Regions from separate parts of the Homo sapiens genome. Here region 1 is linked to region 2. Evidence: chromatin contacts called from ENCODE Hi-C or POLR2A ChIA-PET data. All regions are on one chromosome and are shown on one strand. The core of a region is the stretch at or near the end of the contact, and the rest is flanking DNA. Distances in the headings are between cores, read along the strand shown.

Region 1 (3,054 bases), core at 432-2,931, 610 kb before region 2:
CCAGAGTTCTTCACCCCACACCACACACACTAGGTGCTTTAGGAAAGGCAGCTGGTGTTAACATTTTTCTCATCTGATCAGGAAGTTGGGTGGTTAGAGTTGTCACAGTACTTTGTGAAAAATGGGAAGATAAAATAATAATTATGAATTGAGGTGGGTTTGGTCAATTTTGTCTTTCAGCTAGGAAGGTGAGGAGGGACAAACAGCTGAAGGCCCTATGTGGGGGGAGGAGGGGTCGGGCCCTTGTTCTGGCTGCGTTGGGTGGGTGTCTGGTGCTTCACCCCTTCTAGGCCAGGGATGCTCACCCCAGGACGATGAGTTCACCATACTTGATGGGCTCCTCGCCTGGCTGCGCATCTTCACCGGGAGAGGAGAGAACGCAAGAGCCCTTGTTCCCCCGGTGCTGGAGGTCTGAGGTTCGGGGGGACCCCACTTCAGGGTTTCCTTCCAGCACCATTCTGGGCAGAGTGGGAGAGAAAAGAGCTTTGTAGGTTCCCACCCCAGCCCGGCTCAATTCCAGCTGCAGCCTGCTGCAGGGCCGCCTAGGCTAAGGCAAGGGTGACCTTTCACCGCCTCTACTGCTATGGCAACCACTTCCCCTCTGCCTCCTCTAAACTGCCCGAGGTTGCTGGGATACCAGGGAGGGGTGGCACAGTGAAGAGAGTCAGGATATTCAGTGGTGCCAAAGAGATGGACCAACTTGGGGTGGCCAGAGGCTGCTTTTTGGCCAAGATCCCAGTCTGGGATGTGCTTCAAAGCGGGGCACCCAATGAGTTGGGGGCCGTTACCCCTCATCTCAGACTCAGTTCCTGCTTATAGCTCTTAGCCTCTGGACCTCTGATTTAGCCTCTCTGACAGGTTCTTTGAATCTACCTGTCCATCTGAATCTTTCTTGCCCCTTTGAGGTCTAGGCCTCTGTCTGTCCATCTGCTTTCTCAATGACTCTCTGTCCTCCCAGCCGCTGTCCTTTTTGCCGTCTCTCTCCCCCCATTCCCCATCTCTGCCTGTCTGCCCGCCTCCGCCTCACCATCTGCCTCAGTCTCCCCATCTCGGCCTCCCCCTGCGGGTAGGCCAATAGACTCCTCCTGGGTGCGCGCTCTTCCCTCCCTCAGGTGTCTGTCTGCGTCCCCAGCCGCCCGGGTCTCAGGAGGCCTGCGGAGGCGGCGCTCCCCCCTCGAGCTCGGGCTGCAGCACAGCCGTCTCCCGCAGGCAGCCCGTTTGGAAAACATCCCCGCGCCAGAGGGACCGCGCCGGGGCAGGCCCGCGCCCTGCGCCCCGGGCGGGCAGAACGGGAACCGCGGCCCAGCACCTACGCAGGTCCACACCCGGCGGCCCCTCCGCACAACACGCGCGCGTGCACGGCCCCGCACGCCCCGGGCCCGGACGGCGCAGAGACCACCCGCACCCGCGACCGCAGGGACGCGCGGGCGCGCAGCAGCCACCGGCGCCCGCCCTCGGACCCACTCCCTCCACCACCCCCAGACACGCAAACACGCCCCCCGCGCCCGCCGGGGCCCGCCTGGCGCAGCCCCCGCCCCCTCCGCCCCGGCGGCCTCACCTGGCCACGCTCCGGGCCCCGCTGGGCGCCGCTCCCTCCCCGCCTAGCCCCTGCTCGGCCCCGGGCCGCTGCGGCGGGATGGGCCCGGCCCGCGGCGGCTCCGCGCTGCCTCGTCACGGGGACACCCAGGGCCGGGGGAGGGGGATGAGCGCGAACAGCCACGCTCCGCCCCCTGTCCGGAGGCCCCGCCCCATTTTCCCCGCCCCTAGGAGAGCTCCGCCTCGCTCCAGACTCCGCCTCTTGCGGCGATGCTCAGCCTTCGTAGGCGGAGCTCCGCCCCTTCGCAGGAGACCACGCCCTTCCCCTGGTACCGCCCTCTGACCAGGGAAGCCCCGCTCTCCACTCCGTCTGAGGGACTCCCTTGCCCCTCCTAGCCGGCTCAGGACTCCCCCGTAGTCTACACGACCCCTCCCCCATTTCAGACTCCCCAAACTCCGCCTCCATTTCCGGGGACTCCGGGGTTCTCCCAGAGACATGGGCGCCCCTCCCCACTGTCGGTCAGGGCCCTCACACGGCGCTGGAGGCCCCTTCCCTAGCCTTAGGCCCGGGACTACGCACCCCCAGCTCCGACACCCCGCCTACCATCTGGGGACGCCACGCAATTAGAGGAGAGGAGGAAAATGCTAAAGGCAAAGGGGGTGTGCGGCAGCGGTGGAGGCCGGGGAAAGCAGCTGCAGTTGACCAGAGTCGCAGACCTGTCTTCCAGCCCAGCTCGGGCACCCCCCATTCCCCTCCCCTCAGTCCCCTCCCCTCCGCCAGGATGCACACACCCCCCGCTGTGCTGCAAAGGAAAGAGAGTTTTGGGGGAGCACCGCCCCTTCTGGGCCTGGGGCTTGCGAGAGATCTATCAGTCTACGTTAGGCGCTGTGCGCTGTGCTTTGAGCAAATTAAACCCTTTACTTTAATCCTGGGAGGCAGGCACGATAGTTGCCCATTTTACAGATGAGGAAATAGATTTACAAAAGTGACTTGCTTGTTGTAGTTTGCTAGAAACGGGCCAAGAGAGAATCTCAGCTGTATGAGTGGCTTCAGTCTCAACTCCTAACTTCGTACCTTGTCGTTCTGACTAGGGATGGAGCCTCAGAGGTGCAGAAGAGAAACCTTGTCTGCATCAGGTAAGGTCCCTATTGCTCAGTACTCTTGGTCTGGAACTATAAAGGCTGGATTATAGTTCCAGATCAAGTCTTTGGTCTTGTGGGGGGCGGTGGGGGTGTTTAATGAGAAAATCAAGGAAGACTGCACAGAGGAGGTGGCTTTTGACTTCCATTATGAAGGATGCATGTTTAGTTTGCCTAAACATTCCTGAGAGGGAGCCGCTGCCACTCCCACCCCCACAAACTTGTTGCACCTGAAGTTCCCCATCTACCAGACTCCCCTGGGGCCCTACTATATCCACCCCGCTAACTCCTCCACCTAAAAATAGCCAAAGATACCAACTGCTTTGCCAACTGTTCTGGGGCCCAGCGGCTAGATGAAACAAGAAAGCAGCCGACGGC
Region 2 (2,984 bases), core at 476-2,975:
TCCCGCTCAGGTGGCTGGGATAATCTTTGCCTGCCCTGCCTGGGCCAGGCCCCTCGGGGAACCTCCCACCCCACTGCCATGGTTCCGCCTCCCGGTGTAGCCCAGTGCTCACCAGGTGCTCCCGGTAGAGCACCAGCAGTATCACTCGGGCTCCTGAGTGCCGAGCTGGCCAGTAGCTGCCAGAGCCTCCCGCTTTGGGCTGGGCAGGAACCTGAAAGGTACAGAGGAGTTCTGAACATGAAAGCCAGCCAGTCATCTTTGAATAAGTCCCCAGCAGGCTTTGTGGCCCTGGGTAAGTCACTCAGTTGTCTCTCAGTTTCCTTCTCTGTAAAATGGGCCAGGTGATGGGATGATCCGCTGCAAATCTGGGATAAAACAGCAGGCAGTTTCGGGGCAGTGGGTGGGGGTGTCTGCCCAGCCTGGCCTCACTTCTACCATGCGCTGCAGGACAGGTGTAATTAGACAGGAAAACTCAATAATGGTGACCCCGTAACTAACTGAGCTGGGATCCTTAAGTAGCTTGATCATGGAATTCTCTCATTGGCTGTTACCAATATTTCTATTCACAGGTTAAAATACTAAGTCGAAAAGAGGATAAGTCATTTGCTCAAGGCCAGGCATCACTGGTGAGATTTGGACTCAGGCTTGCCAAATCCCCCAAGCCAGAAAATCATACTCCCGCACTCCCACTTTGCCTTCCACTCCCCTTGCCCCTTCCTCACTGGCATGGAAGAGTCCTGGACTTCCGCAAGTCGCCCCTGCGGGGCTGGACTGTTCTCTCCAGATGGTGAGTCCGGGGCATGGTCACCTGCGGGAGAGAAAAGAGTTAACTCCACACTCCACGAATCCGGCAGCTGCGAGGATCTGGGATGCAACCTACTCAGATGGTTACGTGAGACCGGTGAGGGAGGCTCAGGGAGCGCCAGCCACTAGCCCTAGGCCGAACGGCAACTGGGACAGGAGTGGGGAGCTTAAAAGCCAAGGGCTCCCAGGAGAGTACGGAGGCTCCACCTGGGGGAGGTGGGGGATCACCGACCCCTTTCCGAGGCGCTCACCGCCCGATGTTCGGTGCCGCTGCAGCCGCTCGTCCAGCATCCGGCAGAGCCCGTCTCCGAAGTGCTGTAGGATCTTAGCTTCCTTCCCGCTGCGCAGCGGCAGTGGGTACCGTCGGAGGGAACGCAGCGCCTGGCCGGGCAGGGGTAGGGTACCTGGTCAGGGCAGGCCTGACCTGGCCAGCAGCTTTTCCCATCGGGCCACGCCAGGACCCACCTTCTGAAATACGAAGCGCGTGCGGCGCCTGCTGCGGGTCGCCTCGTCCCGCCACTCGGTCAGCCAGCGAACGAAGAGCGGGTTGGGACAGGCAGGCAGCGGGCGCTTCCGGCCCAGGCGGACCGGGGCCGCCATGAGCCCGAGGGCGGGTCCTCCGGCGCTCCACGCCCGCGGGACTGGGACGCCGCCAGTTCTGGAGTCGGGATTCGAACACCTGGCCCAGGGCGGGGCGGGGGAAGAGGGAGACCGAGGGCAGGACCGTTGAGATCACGGGGCCCCAAACACAGGGGGCACTAACGAGAGGAGAGCCTGCGGCCGCCCTCCCACCCCTGCGCTGCTCTAAGTGGTTGGTCAGGGGCGCTGTCTCTAACGATCTTTTCCCTTGGCTCCACTCCAGCCAGCCTTTGAGACGCGCCCTTTCCCAGCCCCCGGAGCCTGGACCGGCTCCTTCCTGTCACCCCAGATTCGAGAGCGGGGTCTTTGTGTAGGCGAGAGGAAGGCGGACAGCGCCCCCTGTGACGGGGAGGACTGGCTGGGCGGCGCTTAACGGACTAACCTGAGCTTGGCGGCTCTAAGGTCTCTTAAGATTGTCAGCTTCAGCCTCAAGCTTGAAGGAGGCTGGAGATGGAGACTGGTCTTGAAAAGAGTCCAGGAGAGGCGGGGGCTAGGAGACAAACGGGTGCAAACGTATTGGTGGGAGGGACACCCAGAAATGGGTGCCGGGGATGAGGACACAAAGGTAAGGCAGGAGGAGCTGCAGGACCCTTGGAGGAAATGGTGATCCTCATCCCCGGGATACAGGGCAAAGAGTGTGTGGTGGAGAGGAAGTCGGGGACGTGCCGAGAAGGCCCAAAATAGAACTCGGAATGTCGGGGGTCAGAGGCCTAGAGGAAGGAGGACTGTAAGTAAGAGGTGCTTGGGCATCCTGGCAGTTGGGGAGGCCTGAGATGGGCACGCGGTTGGGTTTGGGAGCGGAGGAGCAGGCTGCGGGTTAAGAAGCCCAGACACAGGTAGAGGGGAGAACACTTCGTCATTTTTGTGGCTAATCGGAAGTGGGAGACCCTCAGGGAGGTTGAAGATGGAAACCCTACAAAGGGCTTCAACCTGAGAAGCCTGAAAGACACGTATAGCTGAGTTGGACACAGGCGACCCGCCAGGGTTTGAAGCAGCACCCGGCCTCTAGCTGCTATGCCGGAAGTCGCAACACGCAGGTCTCCAGCCTGCGAGGAAGGGAGAGGTGGGCGCCAGAGCTCCAGTCCCGCCCCTCAGGACTGTGCCTAGCCCACGGCGCAGTAGCCCCAGCCAAGCTAAATTGGACCAATGGGCTCCGGCTCCCGCCTCCCGCCCGCCGCGGCCTTATAAGGAGCCTCAAGCCGGCTGTCGGGCTGGCCCCGCCCCCTCGAGTCTCTTGTCCTAATAAGGACATCTAGGGCATCCCGCGGCTGGGGGCGGGCGAGAGCGCGTCTCCAGGGTAACTGCGAAGCCCCCCTCTCTCTCCCCGTTGCTCTTGGAAACTCTAAGGCTCAGAAAAGGGGGCGCTAGCCTCATATTCATGTAGGGTCGCTCGCGGGAGGCGGGGTCAAGCTGCTGTCTCCACCTGGAGCGCCGGGAGTCCGGGCGGGGGCGGTGCTGTGGAATGTCCCCGACTACAACCCCCGGTATGCTCTGCAAGGTACCCCACTCCCAGGCATCGCTCTCCGTTTACACCCTTAATT

Evidence for each region. Hi-C counts contacts between places; a loop is a spot of excess contacts on that map. ChIA-PET counts read pairs that join two places held with the same protein, here RNA polymerase II (POLR2A). Pooled maps may share reads with other maps.
Region 1: a loop to region 2 is called in a pooled map, with 10 times the contacts of the local background. The contact joins the promoter of PELI3 here to the promoter of MUS81 in region 2. A Hi-C loop is called at or near these places in 7 of 50 pooled maps. POLR2A ChIA-PET finds 5 or more read pairs at or near these places in 2 of 52 experiments (BJ and activated CD4-positive, alpha-beta T cell).

What each region holds. Positions count from the first base shown.
Region 1 is chr11:66,465,532-66,468,585 of GRCh38, reverse strand. PELI3 (pellino E3 ubiquitin protein ligase family member 3) reads right to left here and starts at 1,681. Exons shown (of 8, transcript NM_145065.3): 1 at 1,559-1,681; 2 at 306-458. The coding sequence starts at 457. RefSeq lists silencers at 1,194-1,543, 1,554-1,763 and an enhancer at 2,715-3,054.
Region 2 is chr11:65,859,174-65,862,157 of GRCh38, reverse strand. It overlaps MUS81 (MUS81 structure-specific endonuclease subunit), which reads right to left and starts at 1,725. Exons shown (of 16, transcript NM_025128.5): 1 at 1,270-1,725; 2 at 1,056-1,185; 3 at 723-808; 4 at 113-211. The coding sequence starts at 1,404. RefSeq lists enhancers at 1-470, 1,163-1,702, 1,983-2,072, 2,203-2,252, 2,773-2,862 and silencers at 1,053-1,142, 1,313-1,472, 2,523-2,602.